2 separate regions of the Homo sapiens genome follow, and region 1 is linked to region 2. Evidence: chromatin contacts called from ENCODE Hi-C data. All regions are on one chromosome and are shown on one strand. The core of a region is the stretch at or near the end of the contact, and the rest is flanking DNA. Distances in the headings are between cores, read along the strand shown. Region 1 overlaps SLCO3A1 (solute carrier organic anion transporter family member 3A1). Region 2 has its middle 52 kb from the start of CRAT37.

What was found. Hi-C counts contacts between places; a loop is a spot of excess contacts on that map. Pooled maps may share reads with other maps.
Region 1: a pooled map shows a loop between it and region 2 (2.6-fold over the local background). The contact joins two enhancer-like sites. A Hi-C loop is called at or near these places in 10 of 168 maps with a recorded cell type or tissue (CD4-positive, alpha-beta memory T cell, IMR-90, MCF 10A and 7 more) and 21 of 50 pooled maps.

The regions. Positions count from the first base shown.
Region 1 is chr15:92,074,137-92,079,570 of GRCh38, reverse strand. The region is part of intron 2 of SLCO3A1 (solute carrier organic anion transporter family member 3A1); the gene reads right to left. Among named protein-coding and RNA genes, the nearest start is that of SLCO3A1, 220 kb to the right of the region's middle. Within about 2 kb of position 1,695, at least 2 of the 41 ENCODE cell types and tissues checked have a DNase peak (open chromatin) inside an H3K27ac peak, as active enhancers do.
Region 2 is chr15:91,512,999-91,517,896 of GRCh38, reverse strand. No RefSeq gene overlaps it. Among named protein-coding and RNA genes, the nearest start is that of CRAT37, 52 kb to the right of the region's middle. RefSeq lists a silencer at 684-978. Within about 2 kb of position 2,381, at least 2 of the 41 ENCODE cell types and tissues checked have a DNase peak (open chromatin) inside an H3K27ac peak, as active enhancers do.

The DNA of each region.
Region 1 (5,434 bases), core at 446-2,945, 560 kb before region 2:
CCCTTAGATGGGCCCTAATCTGATGGGTGTCCTTAGGGATTTGGACCCAGAGACACCAAGGAAGCTCAGGTACAGAGGACAGACCGTGTGAGGGCACAGTGAGAAGCTGGCCGTCTGCTGGCCAAGGAGAGAGTTCTTAAGAGACCCATGGCCAACACTACCATCTCAGGCTTCCAGCCTCCAAAACTGTAAGAAAATGAGTGTCTGTTGTTGAAGCCACCCAGTCTATGGCATGTTGTTATGGCAGCCCCAGGAGACTAACACAGCTCCCAAGACCAGAGTGGGGATCATGTGGGCCAACACTTGAGAGGGTACTTGGAAGCTGTGGTGTGCCCCCTAGTGGCATGGAGTACTAGATGCATGTGGTGGGCCATCCAACGTGAATGCAGCCATCCCAGGGCCCCCAGATGTCAGGATAAAATCAGCACCTTCATGGGCATTGCTCCCTGGTTAGGACTGGCCGGGTGGAAAACTGCCAGGGAGCTCTGACCTGTGGGACCATTTTACTCATTATCGCTGGACCCCCTCACCGTGCCTAGCAAAGGGCAGGCTTGGAAATAAGTTTCCTAAACGTGGTACACAAGATAAACTGTTTCTCACAGGGCGCAAGCTCGAGTATGGCAGATGAGTCACAGGACATCAGTGAGGGAAATATCCCCATTCATAGCGTAGGGCCAGAGCTGGGTTTTGAGGCAGGTCTGTTGCTAGTGAGGATGACGGTGCTGATGCCTAGTGAGCTGAGGGCTGAGTTCTAGCACATTCCATGTACTACCTCATTTAATCGTCGCCACAACCCTATGCGCAGATACACTCCCATTTTAACGTAAGGAAACTGAGACACAGAGAGATGAAGTAACGTGCCCAGTGATACATGTACAGTAAGTGGGAAGCTGAAATAAAAACAAAGCAGAGGACTAAAGAAAGGGGAGGAAGAACAGGAAGAAGGCAGGAACAGCCTGGGCAAAGCAGGAACAGCCTGGGCAAAGGCAGAGGTGTGGGAGAGCCCCAAGATGTGAGGCAGACAGTAGACGGAGACCCTTGCAAACAAGAAGAGTCAGTGGTGTGGCTGTGTAGGAGATGGCTGGGCTGCAGCTGCCCGCGGAGGTGCGCCGAGGTCAGGCTATGACCTGCCTACAGCAAGAAGCACAGCAGCTCCTGGGCTCAGGTGTGTCCTGCTCAGGCTATGTGGCCTCAGGGAGACACCTGCTATGGAGTGCTGCTGTGGAGGTCCCTGAGGCTCGGAAAACCTTGGGGATGAGCCCAGGCCTCAAGGGCAAGACCCAAGTCAGGCCCTGTGCTAGCCAGCTCTGGTGCTCCCAAAAGCCAACTTGTGTAGTTCCCAGTTATTTCTCACTCTCATTCACTAGCATGCTCAGGTGTTCACTCAATGGGGATATAGCGAACTAACTCGGTTTCTGCTGCTCCACAGTGGAAAGCCCACTGCTACCTCGAGATCCAGCTCTGTTGATGCCATGAATAATGGCAACAACAAAATCATTCTTAATTAAATACCCGCCATGTGCTAGGGCCTTTAGACACTGCATAGAATGTAATCCTCACAACCCCGAGAGGCAGGTGTCTTCACCATCAGTTTATAAATGAAGAAATGGAGGCACAGAAAAGTTACATTACCAGCCTGTGGCCACACAACTGCGTAGGAGCCCAGGTCCTGCAGGATCCTGCACTTCCTCCCACTCAGAAAGGGGAAATGGCAGCAGAAGGTTGAGGGCTTTGGAAATCCCTCTAACTCTAAGCTAATTTTAGAGAAATCTAATTAATTCCAAAGGAACCAGCGCCTGCAGAGTGCTGAAGAACCTGCTCAGAGCCATATCCCTGCTGGCTCTGGGAAGCCCAGGGTCCTGAGGGAGACAGAACTGAGCTTTAGTGGCATGGGGCCTCTACTTGGGACTCCACCCCGCACCTACAGTGTGGGGGATCTCTGGACCTTAGTTTATCCATCCTCACCTCGTGCTCCACCACCAGTGGAAATGGCGGCAAAGGCTCAGGTGCTTCCTCTTGTCACCAGAGGGAGCCAGACGCTTTCTCATGCCAGGGAATGCCTGCCTCACTGGTGTGGCTGAAGCAGTGCAGTTCAAGGTAGGAGGGTCACCAGCTCCTCTGAGGGTGGCTCCCCCGCCTGTAGGAGGACACGGCGGGGCAAATGACTCTGTGGGAGTCTGTGGTAATCAGTGAAGGTCCTCACGCCGTGTCTGTCAAAAAAATGACCATCTCCGAAAAGCCCAAGAAGGGAAGGGAGGCCTGCTATTACCCCAACCACAGGGTAATAGAAGGACCCATATCAGGGACCTCCCTGATATGGTTTCGCTGTGTCCCCACCCAAATCTCATCTTGAATTGTAGCTCCCATAATTCCCACGGGTCGTGGGAGGGACCCCATGGGAGGTAACTGAATAATGGGGGTGGTTACCCTCATGCTGTTCTCACGATAGGGAGTTCTCACGAGTTCTGATGGGTTTATACGGGGCTTTTCTCCATTTTGTTCAGCACTTCTCTCTCCTGCCACCATGTGAAGAAGGAAGTGATTGCTTCTTCTTCTGCCATGATTGTAAGTTTCCTGATGCTTTCCCAGCCATCCTGAACTGTGAGTGAATTAAATCTCTTTTCTTTATAAATTATGCAGTTGTAGGTGTGTCTTTATTAGCAGCATGAGAATGGACTAATACACTCCCCAATCTCATACAGTCCGTACTTGACTCGGTTCATCTTCCCAAAACATATTAAATCACACTCATCCCCTATTTTAAACCCTCACAGGCTTCCTGACTCCATGCCAGGCTGTGCGACTACAGGCAGATGGGGCTCTGAGTGCAGGTGGGGACCTGGCTCAGGGCCTCCCTCCGAGTGTGTGCTGACTGGTGGGGATTGCCCTGGCTGGTGTACGGTGCTGGTGTACAGTGTCCAAGGAGGCCCGTGAGCACCAGAGTGAGGCTCAGCAGAATGAGAATCAGGCTCTGGGGGCAGAGTGGGTGGGCTAGCGGCAGGTCCCTGGGGCACTGTCTATCCGTGGATTCATGCCCAGGCCCCATGCAGGAGCAAATGAGTAGAGACTCAGTGATCATGCATAGGGCACAAGATAGGGATGGGAGCTGGGGTTCCAGGATAAAGCAGAAATCCTAACATCAAAACTACGTCCTGCATCCGGGGAAAGTACTGAACATGCAGCAGAACATAGGCTGCATCAGCAGAAATCCCTCCTATCTAGAGGCAGGGTTGGTGTCCTGAGGTTCTGACTGGGAAGGGCAGACTGCAGAGGTGCTAGCCAGGTTGGCACCAGCTGCACGCAACCGATGCATTCTCACCCCTTTCCAACCTCACCTCCAGCGGGGCCCCTACACCATGGGTTTTGTTTGACGAACGGTGGAAAACAGTCAAGATGTGAGTCAAATGCAAATTTCACCCTGATTTTATCACTAAGGGGGACACGGCCGCTTGCTGACATGACAGTCGGCTGATTTTGAAGCCTGGTGAAAACTAAGGATGGATTATTAAACTCTGGATTTATGTGTTCTGCAAGCAGGGAGCTGTCACTGTCAGAAGTCGACAGAGTTTAGCAGGAACAAGTCACGCCAGACCAACTTCATTTCCTCTGCAGTTTTCTGATAGGAACAGGATGCTGATTAGATTGAAGACAAGTCATAAACACATTATACTGTGAGGCAAGTACAGACTGGACAAAAACACTCACTCACTATATGAGAGAGGGAACCATGCATGATGCTGAGACACAGAACTGGCGGAACCATCTCAAAGCCGTGGAGCAGATGTGTGAAGTCCTGTGGAGCAGGATGGAGGTCTTGGCCAGTGTGCCAAAGGGTCACTCCTATCCCATTCTCTGCATGTGGGATGGATACACTGGCATGTTATGCCCATTTGAGAGGGAAGATTCATACACTAGAGGTAGACTGAGGATTCAACATGGCCAAACTATCTGTCTGAAAGGGAGCCAGCATTCGCCTGCAAGCACTTTAGGATGGGCTGAGGAAGGTATGGAGCAAGAGCTCATCAAGGCAGGAAGAGCTGCAGCGGAATGGAGCTTCAGCATGAGTTCCCACCAGTGATGCACTTATCCCAAATGCCCATGCAACCTCCGTGGCATTAACAGAGTCAGGGTTACAAAGGGGCAGCCCCCATATTCTCATAGAGTCAGCTGCCAGTGTGGTCAGTCTGGAATGTGACATTTAGAGGGGGCCATACCATGCTGGATTACCTCCTGGAGGGGCTTTTGGGAGAAGTAAGGATCTAGAAGCCGTGCCATGTAATAACTAAAGGACTGGAGAAGTTTAGCCCCAGAAAACACAATGAGCAGGCAGCAAGGCTGGAACACTGTCATGGGGAATAAAAGCTTAAGCACCAAGTTTCCCTCCAGAAGCCAGAGTCGGATTCAGGATGCAGTCATAAGATAGCAGGTGACAAGGAACATGGAGCACGGGGGACTGGCTGTCTTCAGAGGGGTAGTGAGCTGCTCACCACCAAGGGTATTCAGGTGGAGGCCAAGTGCCCAGGTATCAGGGTTGAAGGGAAGGGCATTCCTGCTGGGTGATAGGAAGGCAGACTGGAGAGTCCCCAAGTCTGAACAAACTGCCAAAACTTTCTCAAGCATCTCACCATCCCAGGCATCCAGAGGACCCGGAATCCACCTCACTGTTGGCTCTATGCCACGGGTGTGAAGTACTTTCCTGAAGGGGCAGAAGTGATTACACTCAGCACAGGGAGGAAGCAGGATGTGGGGCTGCCTACCAGAAAGCCATGTCAGCTCCTGGCCACCCCCCACCGCCCTGCTTGTCAGCTCTCTCGAGATTCCCAGACTGAATCAACATGAGTTGCTTAATTTCTCTGCGTCTCTGTCCTGGAAGATGGCTTTTCTGGAAAACTCATCCTTGCAGGCAGTGTGTTCCTCTAGAGAAATCTGAGCATCGGGGTTCTAACTCACAGGCTGGAAAATGGAGGCCAGGTATTGCTGAGGAATGTCTCCTCTAAAAAAGGTAACAAGACAGACTGGTAAATAGCAGACCTTCAGGGCATACCACGTTCACCTGGGCAGATCACCTGGTGAGGTCCTTAAGGCCCACCTGAGACCAGAACTGGAGAAACGATCCTCATAATTGGAACAAACAATATGAGCTTTATTCTTCTGGAAGATCACTTCTGGTTCTGTTTGCAGATGAAGGAGAGGGAAGAGACAAATTGTGCACAGCAGGGAAGCAAAGTCAGCCTCTGACTGCATCTTTCGGGTTGGTGTTAACTGAATGGCTCAGACTTCCTGCATCAGCAATGGGCAGGCAGCAACTGGGCCTTTAAAAAAAATTATAAGGAAAATGACTGTTTAGTTCTGACACATGACAGGCTGGCTTGAAAGAAGATAGGTTCTCTTTATTTTTTCAGAAGGAGTTTCACTCTTGTCGCCCAGGCTGGAG
Region 2 (4,898 bases), core at 1,132-3,631:
TATATATATACATATATATACACACATATATATACACACATTACATTATATATATATATAGACAGAGAGAGAGTGTGTGTGTGTATGTGTGTGTGTGAGAGAGAGAGAGAGAGAGAGACAGAGAGATTGACAGAGACAGAGAGAGAAATTTTGAGGTCTGGTAGGAAGAAACCTAACATGAGTCACTTTGGTAGATATTCACAGCCTGTTAACAGTTCCTTCCCAGAGGAAACCAAGGGCCTTTTACACAGTTGCTATGCACCAAGAAAAGGAACTACAAAGACCTTCTAGGGGCTGTTAGAAATGGATTCTGAACTGCTGCTCATGTTCAGAGACATCAATGATATGGTGTCCACCAGTCAGATAGGGGTTGATAGACATCAGGTGATAGACGGGGTTTTAGCACAATCCTAATGGGACTGAAGACCCAGAACAAATAATGAAAATAGATGTACTTAGCAATGGATGCAACATCCACATTGGTTTTCTGACATGAGGAGTGGGGGCCGTTCTGGTAGGAAGGACGAAACTAGGTCTACCCCTCTTGCTAAAATAGGAAACCAAAAGCAGAAATTCATCCCTGGGGAGAGGCAGAGACTAGATTAGCACAGCTATCAAAGACTTGAGGGATGCACAGGGTTAGGATTCTTACCATGAATGTTTTGATTTGTCTACATTACTGGTATAAAAGCCAGATGGGCTTTAGCAAATGACAGCAGATTATTACAAGCTAATTCAGGTGCTAAGGCTGATCATAGCAACAGTTTCAGATGCGGTGTCTTTACTGAAGGAAATCCACACTTCTCCTGCTACCTGGTGTGCAGTTAATGACTTGACAAGTGCTTTATTCTCCACTCCAAACAAAAGGAGTTTGTATTTATATGGCAGGGACAATTTACCTTTACGGTATTCATGGCTGTGTAAAACTTTACTATATTGTCTCATGGCTGGGTAAGTTCTCTCATTCTCTCTCCCAAGAGGATCCAGAGGAAGCTTTTTCACCCCAATAGCTCACAGAATATGATGATTGTTATATAGATCAAATGATGCTAATTGGATCTGGTGACCAAAAAGTATAAAGCACTCTAGATGCCTCAGCAAAACATGTGAAGCCAGAAGATAGGAAACAGACTTTTAGAAAGTTTAGGGGCCTGCCATAATGATAAAAGTCTATTTCTATATTGACTCTATAGACAACAGTCTATTGATCTATAGAAAGTTGACATTTTCCTCTTAAAGTGAGAAAAGGTGCTGAAACTTGCTCCACCCATGATTACAAAAAAGAACCAATGTGTTGGCTTTTGGAGGTCACATATGCTATCTTTTGTTATGTTTCACTAGATACTCCATAAAATCCTTGTATCAATACCACCATTTGTGGGTTAATATAATGCCTTACCCATTGCCATGGATTGCCACTCCACATCATTTCCATCCAGAAAACATGTTTTTCTTTTTTTTTTTTTTTTTTTTGAGACGAGTCTCGCTCTGTCGCCCAGGCTGGAGTGCAGTGGCGTGATCTTGGCTCACTGCAACGTCTGCCTCCCAGGTTCAAGTGATTCTCCTGCCTCAACCTCCCGAGTAGCTGGGATTATAGGCGCCCACCACCATGCCCAGGTAATTTTTGTATTTTTAGTAGAGATGGGGTTTCACCAGGTTGGCCAGGCTGATCTCAAACTCCTGGCCTCAGGTGATCCACTTGCCTTGGCCTCCCAAAGCGCTGGGATTACAGGCGTGAGCCACCGCACCTTGGCCCAGAAAACATATTTTATAACAAAATAAATGCAGGCATAGGCTCATGCCTACAGGATGCTCTGTCTTATGTGCACTCACACGCAGAAGCAGCTTGCTCAACAGAATAGTGGAATGCCCTGCTGAAGGTTCTGTTATAGTGCTAGCCTGGAGACACCAGCTTTCAAGGTTGGAACGCTGTCCTGCAGAATATGGTATATGCCTTAAACCAATGGCCAATATATGGCACTGTCTCCCCCTACAGCAAAAATGCACATGTTTGCGAATCAAAGGACAGAGGTAGGAGTGAGATCTCATAACTAACTTGAAGAATTTTTGCTTCCTGTTCCTGCAAGCTTGAGCTCAGTGGGTTTGGAAATCCTAGTACCAAAGAAGGGAATGCTTCCACCAGGCAACATGGTGATAGTTGTAATTCACTAAAAAAAAAAAATGCCAAATTGGAGATTTCATGGTACTGAACCATCAGGGAAGAGCACAGTGTACACAGTGGACTTATTAACGGGGAAAACTTGAGCTGCTGCTACTCATCGGAGGTCAGGAAATCTGTATCTATGACTCAGAGTATTCACTGGGGCCCATCCAGCTGAGGCGCTGGCAAGAGAAAGGGGAAATGGAGCAGACAGTAGAAGATGACAAATACATGATCCTCAAGTTAGACCATAAAATCAACAACCAAACTGGGGACTATGGCAGCTATGTTTATTACTTATTTCATTTCCCCATTTTCCTTCACTATCCTGTAGTAGAACCTGATAGTGGCTAATGTTTAAAGTTTCAGGTGAAAGTAAAACTGAGTTTATAGCATCCCTTGATGCTATCGTAGCTGGCAGGACTTCACTTGTCCCCTGTGATGAATACAAAATCTTTTCAGCCAGGTTAAGGCAAGAGTAGATGTTGAAGGAAATGGTGTGAGTAGTGACAGACATATTCCATTTGCCTTCCATCCATGCCCCCACGCCTTGCCACTCTGCTCCCTGCTGACCTGGATGAGCTACTACTTCCATCTTACAGAAACTTCATTGGCCTTTGGTTCCTGATTTGTTTTGGCCACAGGGAGCCCCAGCAGGAGAGAGAAGGATAGAAGAGAACGAGGTAGACTCCCTCCCTGCATAGCTGCTTCTTTCTAGATCCGCCTCTCTACACCACCCTCTCCTTTATACTCCATGGACCAAACCCTCCCCTCATCCCTTTGGGCCAATTGGTGATAACAGCTCCGCTGTTACTAGACACAGTGTACTTCCGTCTTCCTTGTAGCCTCTCCTATTCTAATTTGAGGGCATCGTCTTCCTGCTGGGACCCTGACTGCTAGAGGTCGTTTATCTATATTCTCCTTTCTCCTTCCACCCACATGCCTGCAAAACAATGACTCCAATGATCCTAAATGATTCCCTTCTCCCTTCTTTCTTTTGGAGCACATAGCAAGGAATCTTTTTATTCAGTTTAATTTCTTGTAAGAGAAAGGAGGTACTACTCTATCTTATGCTTTTTGCCCAACAAAATCCTACAGGCAGGGAATTATAAGGGCCTTGCTCTCTACTTAGACGAAGTGGGGAGGGAAGGAAGAATCAATACAAATAAATACCTTAAAAATATATCCTGTTATAAGCTTCCCTGGCTGACAATCTGCCTGCTTCCAACCTGGACATGAATGTTCTGCCCCCACTCAGCGGCCTCATCCACAGCCCATTTGGCAGTAAAAACCGAATCAAAGGAGGGCAGATGCATTTCATTGCTATGTCAGCCCTAATTGATTGGCTCCTGATACATGGTATTGGGAACAATTCTGAGGCCTCATCCCAGCTCAGCAGGAAAGAGTACTGTAATCAATTAGGGATGCCTATCCTGGGAGGTGACCAGAGGTACAGCAGCCAGAGCTATGTGTTTATTATTCCCCATCTAATCTCTCCCTCCATCTCAGCAGCAACCCCTTTCTTGGCTAGTTAACCCTCAGGTGTTCAAGAGGCCATTTCTCTCATAGGGAGAGGTCAAACTGGGTGCTAGGGCAAGAGCTGTAGCTTTCAAATTATAATACCCTTTTCTATGTTAAGAGTGGTTGTTCCGTACAGGTTTCTGCTAATACTGGCTGAATAGACATTGATGGATGATGATTCTGTATCATCTCACAGTCCTGCTATGTCTTCAGAGCTTTCTTCCTTTAGCCTTTTTAAAAATAAATATGCCACCAAAGTTTATGCTAACAGAAGGGTTTCAATATTAAATAATGACTCATTGAAGAATGAAATGGAGATATTTTTTACCCTCCTTTCAGCAATTGTTCTGCATATCTTTCCCCAGGTCCTCAAAGTCAGATTCAAGGACATCTCCATGTTTTGTTGTGTCTACCTCTAGTTCTGGCCCTATTCTTGAAATAAAGAAGGAGCCCACAGCCTCTGCCTGCCAATCACTGAAACTCAGCATTGGCAATCTGGCATATCTTGTTTAACACTGAGCTGCTACGTCGGTTTCTCAACAGACTCACGGCCCTGTGTTTTGGTTGCTGTGATGATGAGCCTTGATTCTTGGGACTGGGTTTCTGCTTCATTCCTTCCACCATCGCTGAGAATGAGGCTTTGAGCTCCTTGCAGGAAGGAGCCTTCCTACTCCTTAAAAATCCTCTCAAGTGATGACTCTCCACTGCAAATCCCCTTCTCCGCAATCTCCTCACCTCCAGCGGGCTCTGCCATATCATTTTTGTAGCCCTCCCCACCCATGGATGGCTGTTAGATGTGCCTTAGCTTTCATTCTTACCTATATTGCTGCCTCTTCTTAGGGTCAGTTCCACTGACCTATGTCTAAATCTGGGTGGGTAAGTCCCATAATTGGCACACACTCTATTCTCCGCCTCTACCTCCACATTGCTGTTGTGGAGTCGTGAAGATGTGCACAACCTGAAACTTCAGAGCAGGATTTGCCTTTAGATGCCAGACAGCTCACATAAATGAGCACCACTGATCAGGTGGGAACTGTGTAAACCAGAGAACAGATGTCCACTGAAAGAGAGGCATACACAGCTCAACCTTTGCCACTGGAAGCCAAAAATCCAGATTATGTGGAGCCTCTCAAATCATTAATACTGTCAACTAATTCACAGGTTTCTTAACAATGTTCTAATCCACATGGCATTGGTTTGTGAGTTCTACTCTATA